Regions from separate parts of the Homo sapiens genome. Here regions 1 and 3 are each linked to region 2. The links are chromatin contacts, found by Hi-C or POLR2A ChIA-PET in ENCODE. All regions are on one chromosome and are shown on one strand. The core of a region is the stretch at or near the end of the contact, and the rest is flanking DNA. Distances in the headings are between cores, read along the strand shown.

Region 1 (3,514 bases), core at 445-2,944, 120 kb after region 2:
TACTATGACCCAAACACTGTGCCAAATGCCTTTGATGTAGTATATTATTAATCTTCACAATAGCCCAGTGAGGTGAGTACTATTATCATACCTATTTTCCACAGAAAGAAGAATTGATACTTGGGAAATTTAAGTGTTTTTCCTGAAAATAAACAGATAATTAATAGAACTGGAATTAGAACTCAACTTTTTGGTTTCCAGAGCCAAAGTGCCTAAGAACTATGCATCCTGCCTCTGAAATTCATATTGATCACCTACCGTGTACCAGAAACTAACAGCTCTCCTACAATGCTCCTATTGTAGTAAGGCAGACAAGAGGGTTCTAGAAAGTGATCGAGGCCTGGTGCAGTGGTTCACACCTGTAATCTCAGCACTTTGGGAGGCTGAGGCAGGCGGATCACTTGAGGTCAGTAGTTGGACAGCCTGGCCAACACGGTGAAACCCCGTCTCTACTAAAAATACAAAAATTAGCTGGGCATCGTGGCACATGCTTGTAATCCCAGCTACTTGGGAGGCTGAGACAGGAGAATCACTTGAACCCTGGAGGCAGAGGTTGAAGTGAGCCAAGATGGCGCCACTGCACTCCAGCCTGGGCAACAGAGGGAGACTCCGTCTCAAAGAAAAAGCAAAGGAAAGAAAAGATAAGTGATCTAAAGTGTGAGAGGCTTGATAGATACTTTAAAGTATTTAGCTACAAACAAATGTGATGGGAAGATGGGGGAAGGAGAAACTGATTCTGCAGATAGTTGCAGCGGGAAAAAAAAGAACATAGAAAAAGAATGCTATAAACTGGGCCTTAAAGTGTGAGTAACATTAATAGCTGAGATGAAAAGAGGGCATTAGAGTCAGGATGAGCTGATGTACTTTTGGGATTAAATTCCACAACTCCAGAATAACTGAAAATGGAATGTCCGGTGGCCTTTAGCTGAGTATGGTCCTGCCATCTACAGCTCCGTCTCTGATCAGTGTGTTGTGCATATCATGATTCAGTGCATACGCTCTCTTTTGTAGTAACTTCAGATTAGTTGTACAGGACATGACCTGGATCAAGAAATCTTTACTCTGCATTAAGTTATAGATGAGGAACTGGCAGAAATCTTCAAGTTTTCAGTATCAAAGGAAAAAATCACGTTACATAATATATAAGCTGAGCAAACCCATTAACGACACATGGTATTTAAAAATCTTTGGAAATGTAGCCTTTTAGCCTCTCAAGGGCCCGTTTGCTGAGACACAAATGGGCTTTCAGGGAGCTATTTGCAAATTTTCATAGGATGTTTGCATGCACATTTTCCTAGGGAGAGGGTCTATAAGTTACTCTTATCAAATTTTAAAATAAGTTGCAGATTCTGAAAATGTTAAGAACCATGGTAATGAATGAAAAAAATATATGTACATATACGCACAAAAATTATGCATGCGCACATGCACATTTGGTCAACAAGAATACCGTAGAGAGGATGTGCCAGGAATTATGTGGCTTGGGGAACACCCTGTGCGTGACTTTGCCACAATCCAGACTTACTATAAATGAGATAAAATGGAAGAGGGCTTCCTCTCCCTCCTTCTGTTGGCTGTGCTCTTTTAGTTCTAATAAATAAGAGGATCATTGCATAACATCCAGCCTGTTATTCTACCCTGAGATAAAGAGAGAGCAGGGCAGCTGGAGTGAAGGCCAGGTCAGAGGGCTCCCTCCCATGGTCTGTTCTCTGGGCCGGACTCACTCGCTGAACTGCCAACCAAGTTCAATATGAAGGCACTGAAGGCACTTCTACTTGGCACCTCTCTCATCAGACTGGAAGCAGTCCAGGTGTCCAGGGTGGACTGGGAGGAAAAACAGCATGTGAGAAATAGAACCAAGAATTTACTTTCTGTTCCTTCACCCTCCAACCCCACACATACAAATTTAATGGTGGGCTTAGCAACTGTGCAAAGTAAGCATTAAGTTACATACAACGTTGGTGATTATAAATTGTAAAGGAATAACTTTCAGTTCAATTTTAAATTCAACTCCTTTCAATAGAGTCCAACAACATGGACTCTATCATTTACTCATGACACAGCATCCTTAAAATAATGACTTTAAAAAATTGTCCCATAAACATTTATTACACTCTATAATGTCTTGCAGAAGTTTATAATCAGCTTTCTTAGTCATTTATCACAAGCACTTAGAGGGGGGTCAGCATTTTGAACCACTTGTTATTCTTAATGAGTCTGAATCACAAACATGAAGTTGACCCAGCCAGGAGGAATATTCCTTCCACGTGGTCCTATGACCCCACCCCGTCCTCAAACAAACATCTGCAAAGACTAACATAAGCTCACAATTTCTACAGTATGAAAGGTGTTTTTGGAAAGTAGTGCTAAAATTATAAAAGGAGCCTCAAATTTGACTTTCTGTTCCATAAAGTTTCTGCCATCCCCAATCTGAACCCCAGCCTTCCCTGCAGACAGCAATTGGCATCCCCGCTCCCTTCTCTCAGCTATCTTAGGCAGATGCAGAACAAACAAGAGAAAGACATCTTCAAACAGGCATTAAACAAGGCAGTGCTATCGTTTCTTCAAGGGCCAAGGTCTTGTTTAGGGCTCAAGGAGCTTCTATTCCACTGAGACCTCCTAGGCTGGGGCTCTCATAGTGTTACCAAGGAGACCATTGGCTTGTTAGGGAAGAACTCAGCAGCCTCCATTATCTCCTAAAGTCTTGCACCTTGTTTCATGAGCAATTAAAAATGAAAACACAGACAATGTTCCTGTTGTTTTTCTTTCTGTATCCTCCGGATTTAAAATGTTCAATTAACTCTGGTTCCTGGTACCCCAGATTCAGTTTATCATCATCATTTGAAGTATTTTAATCAAAGAAAGTGTCCAACAAATAGAGGAAAAAAACAGTTTAAATCTGCCTTGTATGATAGCAACTCTGCTCTGCCAGATTCTGTTTGCCAAATACCCTCTTGACTTAATTTGAAAACCTGTGTTGGTGGTGTATTAAAGACCAGGTGTGCTATTAGCAAACAAAGGGATTGTTTTGTTTTTAGGGTGAAAAATACTTGATAATTCAGGCACAAAGGGAAACGAAGGTTTTGCCTTAGAAGTTGGAAGGGTTTTGTTTTTTTCAAATTAAAGTTCTAATAGGTTTTGTTGTCACAAAGGTAGATGCTTACTCCTTCAACTTTAAGATGAAGATTACTCTTAAAACTGCAAGTAGGAAGGGTTTGAGCCACTAGAACACATTGTCATCAGGATAATGTGAAATTACTGAACCGATACTTCTTAAAGATAGACAGACATAGTACCTGATGTGGTATTCTAGAACCGGTTAGGGTTTCAAAGGATATTAAATGGTATCCTCTCACCACATGTTTAGATCTCCATGACCATTTCTGATGCTTTTCTTCTTTTTCTCAGTCTACCTTTGGTTGATACGAGTCACTGAGCCTCTGTGAAAGATGAGTCTGTAGGAGTAGAGCTGCTTTTTGCTAGGGAGGATACAGCATTCTTATCTCTGGCAAGT
Region 2 (3,854 bases), core at 1,258-3,757:
GATAAAATAGTACAGAGGATACAATGGAAATGTATATCCTTGGATTTTTTTTAAAAAGTCATTCTTGAAGAAATGAACAATGAAGTGTTGTGTTCTTAGTACATTAGTGTATGTGATATATGATATCACATATTTGTTTTCTTTGTTCTTAACCCCTTTGTTCCAAGGGTCAGGATATCCTGATGCTAAGTACTATTGCAAAATAACTGAACAAAAATAAAAATAGTCAAACACTTAGGAAACTCTTCAGTTGTTATGTCAAGGAAGTTTGTGACTGAGGAGTGAGTTTAAGACATTATTCAGGAAATATGATAATAAAGCAAACAGTCTACATGTGATTATTAAATAAAATCATCTCAATCCTAGAGAGTCTTGATGCCCCCAGCCTGATGGAAGGGTAAGATAAGGACTGGACGGGCTGTCAAAGTGGTGGAAGTGTTGAACTGATGGTGAAATCCTTTCATCTCTTATCAGAGAGGGAAAAAGGAAGGGCACATCTTTCTAATCAAGTAGACCGCTGATTATTCCCTAATTGTGTTGTATGTATATCTGGTTGTTATAGAAAGAGCTGCTAGATCAATATTTTCATAACAAAATTCACCAAAAGCAGTGTCTTCAATGTCTTTATTATTGTTTTATACCCTCTTGCCCCTTCTTCACCTGTTAGGAAGGAGAGTAGGTTTGCCAGTATGCTTTTCCATCCAGAAAAAAGAAAATTCACTTAATCCAGTATGGAAAACTAAACTTATTAACCATGGATTTAGAGAAATAATAAAACAACAATAAAATTACAGTTGTCTTTGCTGGTTTCAACTTTAAAAAGAAATGAGGTGGGAGTAATGAAAATAAAACACACTCTACAACGATCTTTCTCCTCTTCCCCAAGTTTCCTCCTCTCTCCCATGAAGAAATATCAAATAATTGTGTGATAAACCAGCCTTGAAAGGAATGTAGAGCAGAAGCAACAGATTATACACCAGCAAAATGGCATGCCAAGCAAAATAAAGCACTTTGCAATGTGGAGACGTGAAGAGAGGAAGATGGGATTGTTACAATGTTCTCCAAGAAAACAGGGGCTATTCACTTGAATGTGCAAGTTCAAATTGTTCCTACAAACCCAATTTGCTGGCAAAAGTGCCAAATACAAAACTACCCTACTTTCGTTTCTGTCCAAGGCCTTTCACATAAGCTACAGGGGGCATCGCCTTTTGTTGAATTGGTTCTTACTTTCAGGGTTAGCGCCTCCATCTCTGAGACTAGGAACAAGAGGCATGGCCCACAGTTGATGTTGCCCTCGATTCAACCACTCTCAGGTCGGGGACACAGTAGTCAGTGGCCCACATAATAAATCAACAGTGCTCTCCCTCCAGAAGGTGAATTGTTAACATTCTTTTCTTTCTTTCATTGCCATTTATGTCCCCTGTGAACATCCTTTAAAATGCTTGTTCCTTTGAAAATGGGTTTTGAATGAGCCTGAGCCACATATCCAGGCTATGCAGGCCACTGCCCATACGCATGAGGATCTTGATGCTTCCCGAATTCGCATCTTTCGGAGTTAACTGTGGAATGTGATTCAATGTTATTTCCCTTCCAGCTGAAGGGCAGCTGAGGTTATGAAGGGATTTGACTAATAGGTCATAACCCAGATAGGTTTGCCGAGAACCAAATGACACAAGGGGGAGGGATGTGGAGAAGGAGCGAGAGTGATCAAACTGAGGCACTGAGGATCAACCAAGCCCATCCCAGCACTGGTCTTGGTGACTGGGCAAGGTGCCCCCCAACCCCCATCAGGCCCTCCAGAGAGAAGCAGCTGCAGATTGGCTCTGCAGACTCTCAGCTTCCTCTGTTTTTTTGAGAACTCCTTGGGGCTTGCAGGCCTGAGCCTGTACCACAGGGGTGACTCCTCACCTGACACCTCCAGATAACTGGCCTCCAGCAAGGGGGGAGCCCCTCTGTGAGGTTAGCAAAGGGGAAGCCCCGCTTCTTTGCCTGAAGTCCTTAAGAGCTAAGCCGACAAAGAGCTAAGAGTCAACAAACTTTGACAAGCACCAAAAGAGAATTGAGAACAAATAAATCAGAAGAAAGAAGAGGAAAAGCAAATGCTAGAACCTCGATGGCTTTTTTTTTTCTCCCTGCTGTCGTTCCAGCTGTAGCCTGGGATTAATTAAGTGCTGTGAACTCAGTGCCAGAGAGAGGAGGGGAAAAAAAATGCATTCTATCTCTAAGGAAGGAGTACAGTAACAGTTTCTCACCAGAGAGAAACCTAGGGAAGTGAATCGCTCTCGTCGGCAGTGTTTGTGGAGGGCCTGAAGAGACAGGGAGGTTGTGCCAGGCTGGAGGAGGCTTGTCTTTCCGAAGCTGGAGAGGATCTTACGGGGGTTCGCTTTTCCCTGCCTGGGAAGAATTTCCCCTGTGGTAGCAGCAGCAGCAGCAGCAGAAGCAGAAACAGCAGCAGCAGCAACAGCAGCAGCAGCAGCAGCACCACCACCACCACTACCTCCTCTTCTGGGGCACAAGACAGAATGCCTGTGCTAGAGCGATATTTCCACCCAGCAGAGCTAGGCAGGAGGTGGACAGGCCCAGAAGGTGTGCTGCCCTCCTCCCCGGGAAGCCGGCCGGGGTGCCAGCAGGGGCCGCTGCCCTGGGACTTGCCAGAGATGATCAGGATGGTAAAGCTGGTTTGGAAATCCAAAAGTGAGCTGCAGGCGACCAAACAGAGAGGCATTCTGGACAATGAAGATGCTCTCCGCAGCTTTCCAGGTAAATTGACCATGGGGTGTAATAGGTCACAGGACCAAGTCTGATAACTAACTCCCTTTCTTTGTAGAGTCCAAGCCATAGGGAGGAAAATGAACTGTGTAGCATCAGGTCTGAGGGCTGTGACTTCCAAATGTCTGCTGTATGATAGAAATGCATCTTGAAATTAAGAGTGATTTAGTAGGAGGAGCATTTGACTGGAAATCAAGAAACCTGGGTCCTGGACTCAGCTTGACAAATGCTTGCCCTTTGGGCTTGCACAAGCCAAATTTCCTGAGTTTCAGTCCCCACCAAGGAGGGGGTGGAATTGGATGCTCTTTAATGGCCATCCTGACTCTAACATTTCTTGTCAACAAGTTAGAGATATCCCTAGGAGAATATTCTCCTTGGGTGGCTTTTTATCATTCTTTCTATAAAGTAAAATACATTTTCCAATTTTTAACTATGCCATTTACAGCATGTATTATGTTCCCAGCACTGAGTTTGGCATGCAAGCTTTTTATGTCCTGGGCAAGTTGGTAAACTTTCTTGACTTGGTTTCCCCTTTGGCAAATGTCAGCAATATAAACACCTTTATTGATATCAACTCACTCACAAATGTGGAAATAATGATTCCCAGGGACTTTGTCTTGTCATAAGAATGTGCTGTGTTTGGGACGGTTGTGGAGAACTTCACTGTGTTTCTGACAGTGGATACAACCACCACCAAGACACCCAGCATGCCTGGGAAGGATCCCAAGGGGCTTCGTAAACTAAGAAAGCCACAGCTGACTACAGGGCACTCTCTTTCTTTGAGGAATATGTTGCTAGATATTTGGAAAGTGGTGGGTTCACTTCAGAAGAAAGAACATGAGTGTGTGTTTATGCATCTGAAGTCTTGGCTAGGCCTATGCAGTGGAATCCTGGCGTGCCATTGGCGGTGAGGGATGGGGTAGATGGAAAAGATACATCAAAAATTACCTCTCCCTTTCTCGTGGAAACAGAGTAGGAAATAAAAATCTGGCTAGTTTTGATTTTAATGATTTATGCCAGGAACTTTTTTTAAGTTATGACTTAATAATCTGTAAAGAATATTATTAAGAAGTTAATACTCTGGG
Region 3 (3,647 bases), core at 93-2,592, 76 kb after region 2:
CCACAAGCACATTCAGTCCAGTGTGTTTATCTTTGTTAATGTCTTTTTTTTTTTCTGTTCAGTTTCCACTGCCATCACTTTACTTTCAAGAATGGACTCACATTGACTAAATTTTTATGAACAGAAGAATAAACAGAGAGGGAACCTCTGTTATTGATGCAGATTTTAAATTCCAATTTAAAATTATAATTTCTACTTGCACATTCTTCTGGAAGAGATTATTTTTGCGGGGAGGGGAAGCACATGTTTGGGGCAGAGGGAAACACAGTACTACCAATTTCATGTACCTGTTTTCTGCATATAAGGTGACTCTTGGTTTGCCTGGCATAGTCCTAGTTTGCACCTGTTGTTCAGGAGTATTTATTAATAGTGCCATTTTTCATTCCCAGAGTGTCCTGATTTGGACACTAAATTACAAGGCCAACTGCTTATATAGGTTTTCCCAAAAAAGAGTATTTAAATTTAATGTTTCTCAAAGATCACATGCAGGAATAAGCTTAAAAGATCTATTGTATAATATTGTGACTATAGTTAATAACAAACGTATATTTGAAAATTGCTAACAGAGTAGGTTTTAAATGATCTCATCACAAAAAATAAGTACGTGAGGTAATGCATAAGTTATTTAGCTTTACTTAGCCATTCCACAATGTGTGTGTGTATATATACATATAGATCTTGAAATATGTTGTATACCATAAATATGTACAATTTTGTTAAAAATAATAATACCATATCATATGCATTCCAGGAATAAAGATTAGAAAATCATTTTCATAAGAGATTCATCTAGATCAATAGAAATACATAACACTCATTAAAAGCTAATTTCGTTCCCTGTTTCTATTTTACACAATTTAGAAGAGAGTCATCTCTATGAACTTCTTGAAGCTTCTCTGGATAAATAGCAGGAAACTGTGGCCTCAGCACTGTTTGTGTGGGACATAGGAAAGATAGATCTTTAAAGACTGTTATCTTTACACCTAAGCATAGAGAGCCAGAACAGAGAGAAAAGGGGGAAAATTGTTTTTATTCCAGATGATGTCCTAACACAGAGAACTGGAGGGACGGAAAAGTAACGGCTGTATTCTCCCAATGTCGATTTCCTATAGATTTATTTCATTTACTAATTCTGTTTGTAGGGGGGAAACAAAGGAGGAAAAAATGTAGAGAAGAGTGTTCTGAGACTTGTGGACCCAGAGGGGAGAGTTGCAGAAGCAATTACAACCTTCTGCAGAGCAGGCGGCTCCAGCAGCCCCGTCTACAGCTCTGTCTCCTGATTTAATATAATCAGCAGCCTGAGTAGATAATGACTAGGTTGAGATGTTCCCGTGGCAACCATCTCAGAGCAACACAAAGTGATTTCCACACCGGCTCAGCAGAGGAAGTGACATACAAAGAAAACGTGCTCAGGGACTGTGGAGCTTGAGGAAAAGAAACAGCTTCAGCCTGAGGTTTTAGGGCACCAAGTATCCACTGCTACAGAGAACCCAGAGCTCCAGACCAGCCCCTGGGCTTTGCAGTAGTAGGTTAATTGGCTATTTGGCTTTTCCTGACTGTTAATTTGCTAATCTTGATCTTTAAAGCTCTATTCCTTCAGACTTGACTCTCCTGTCAGGGTCATCTTAACTGCACAAGCATGAGGTCATTTTAGTAGAGCTACAAAAATATTTCCCTTTACTTATTATTTCCCAAATGGAACCAATATATACAAACATATATATTTTTTAACCTTTCTATGAAGAAGTGACCCAGAGACTCAAATATTTTTTTAAAGCTGCCATCTAAAACATATTATACCCTGCAGCCATTCTTTCTTTGACATATAAAACACACTCTCTTTGACATATAAAACACACTCTCGATGAAGGACTGTTGAACAAAAGCCACTCAGTATGCTGGAAATCATCTGGCCCTAAGTGATAGCCCCATCTTAAAGATGGAGGGACAGTTTCCTTCCAGACTCCATTTCCTATGAGAGAATTCTTGGCAGACAGTTACAGCCTTTTAGTAACCTTACAGATACCTTTTCCTGTCACCTATAAGAACTACACAAAATGCAAAGAATCTGAACTAAAATGTCATTGGATGATTTGAATTCAGTCATGCTGAGAAGATGCTATCCCACCCCCAGCCCTGTGTTCCCCAAGCGGAGAAGGGAGGTGTCCGCTGGGACTTGTTCAGACTTCTCCTCACACTTGTGAGTGCCAAGGTAACACCCTACAATTTCAAAGTTCAATATTTACCTTCCTCTAGAAGAAAGGCAAGGCACTGGCTGTGGTAGTGGTGCTTTCTGGCTCAGCTGGATCTTGCTCCATGATGGTGCACTCAGGGCTTCTGGCTGCAAGCTCCCAGCACTTCAGCTGCGGAAGTGCCAGGGCAGCAGGATGGTTAACCACTGAAATGCCCACTAGCTTGCAGAAGACAGAGTTGGCGATGTCCCGACTCTCCCTATTACTACCCCTCGACGGAGCACCTCCTATGGTAGGCATTGTACCAGTGCTGGAGATACAAAGATGAATGAGACATGGCCACTGCCCTTGAGGGATTTACAGTAGCATAAGCTACTGTATCTACAATTTATTTACAAATACATTTTGATGTGGTGTGATACACCAAATAATACATGCCTGTATAATAACAGCATACATAATATGAGAAATATATGCATCTACGGGATTCAGAGGAGTTCGAGAAGGGAATAATTAACTCTGTCTTGGAAATTAAGGAAGTCTTCCTGGGAGAAGTTAAAACACAAGCAGATTATGGAAGCAACAGTGAAATAAAAGAGGGCTGTATGCTAAGGTCAACTATTAGGGCCATTATAAAATACGCTTTAAGACTTAAGAAACCAGGAAAACATTGTCAACAAGTTTGCTCAACTAGATAAAAGTGTTATTGAAAGACAAAGTATTCTAGTGGGATCCAAGCAGAGAAGTCAGGAAAAATTATACAACATATGTCTGAGAAAAAACATATTCAAAAAGAAACCATTTTCACCTTCTACATCTAAAAGTGAAAACAGCCATTGCCTTCTGTTAACCTGTCTGACATCATTTAATGGATTACTTTTTATCTGAAGGATGAAAAATAGAAAATTGAGTTAGGGAGTCCAGTACTTCCTCTGGGTTTTCATTCATTTATTCAGTCAACAAACAGCACCTACTCTATGCCAAGAAGGCCATGAAACCCAGGTGCTCTGAGCCACACCAACCGCCACAGGACTGAGATAGCCTTTTGTATGATGGCTACCTTCTGTCTCAGACAGCAGTGGGACTGGGGTCTACCAGAGACACCAAACAAAAATATCTGAACAATTCCTTTTAAGTCAACAAGGACCGGGGAGATGGGGGAGAAACCTGCTATATGCTATATCTGGGCAGAAAATTCTGAGGGCTAGAAAGGAAACTATGAGATATTCTGCTACCCTCAAAGAGCAAACAATCTCATTACATAGACAAGGAAAATAAACATTACACCAAGTACCATACAACAAAGTAAATGATCTAATTCTAAAATAAGTAACAATAATCAGAGACAAGAGAAGGCAGAGATTACTGAAGTAACCTGAGCAGAAGAAGGCTTTATGGTCTTGTGCTAAACACTGAAAGATAAGACAGTGTTGACTGATTAAGGAGTTGCCTATA

What was found. A loop is a pair of places that touch in the nucleus more often than their neighbours do. ChIA-PET counts read pairs that join two places held with the same protein, here RNA polymerase II (POLR2A). Pooled maps may share reads with other maps.
Region 1: a loop to region 2 is called in a map of heart right ventricle, with 3 times the contacts of the local background. The contact joins two enhancer-like sites. A Hi-C loop is called at or near these places in 14 of 168 maps with a recorded cell type or tissue (IMR-90, Right ventricle myocardium inferior, endothelial cell of umbilical vein and 5 more) and 14 of 50 pooled maps. POLR2A ChIA-PET finds 5 or more read pairs at or near these places in 1 of 52 experiments (PC-9).
Region 3: a loop to region 2 is called in a map of heart left ventricle, with 4 times the contacts of the local background. The contact joins two enhancer-like sites. A Hi-C loop is called at or near these places in 26 of 168 maps with a recorded cell type or tissue (Right ventricle myocardium inferior, Right ventricle myocardium superior, cardiac septum and 10 more) and 15 of 50 pooled maps. POLR2A ChIA-PET finds 5 or more read pairs at or near these places in 1 of 52 experiments (activated CD4-positive, alpha-beta T cell).

The regions. Positions count from the first base shown.
Region 1 is chr6:136,156,962-136,160,475 of GRCh38, forward strand. The region is part of intron 8 of PDE7B (phosphodiesterase 7B); the gene reads left to right. Among named protein-coding and RNA genes, the nearest start is that of PDE7B-AS1, 86 kb to the left of the region's middle. Within about 2 kb of position 1,695, at least 7 of the 41 ENCODE cell types and tissues checked have a DNase peak (open chromatin) inside an H3K27ac peak, as active enhancers do; they include heart left ventricle, heart right ventricle and ovary, where a contact is called at or near this core.
Region 2 is chr6:136,035,769-136,039,622 of GRCh38, forward strand. The region is part of intron 2 of PDE7B (phosphodiesterase 7B); the gene reads left to right. Among named protein-coding and RNA genes, the nearest start is that of PDE7B-AS1, 35 kb to the right of the region's middle. RefSeq lists enhancers at 2,036-2,536, 2,537-3,037. Within about 2 kb of position 2,508, at least 11 of the 41 ENCODE cell types and tissues checked have a DNase peak (open chromatin) inside an H3K27ac peak, as active enhancers do; they include endothelial cell of umbilical vein, heart left ventricle, heart right ventricle and 2 more, where a contact is called at or near this core.
Region 3 is chr6:136,112,574-136,116,220 of GRCh38, forward strand. The region is part of intron 3 of PDE7B (phosphodiesterase 7B); the gene reads left to right. Among named protein-coding and RNA genes, the nearest start is that of PDE7B-AS1, 42 kb to the left of the region's middle. Within about 2 kb of position 1,343, at least 9 of the 41 ENCODE cell types and tissues checked have a DNase peak (open chromatin) inside an H3K27ac peak, as active enhancers do; they include endothelial cell of umbilical vein, heart left ventricle, heart right ventricle and 1 more, where a contact is called at or near this core.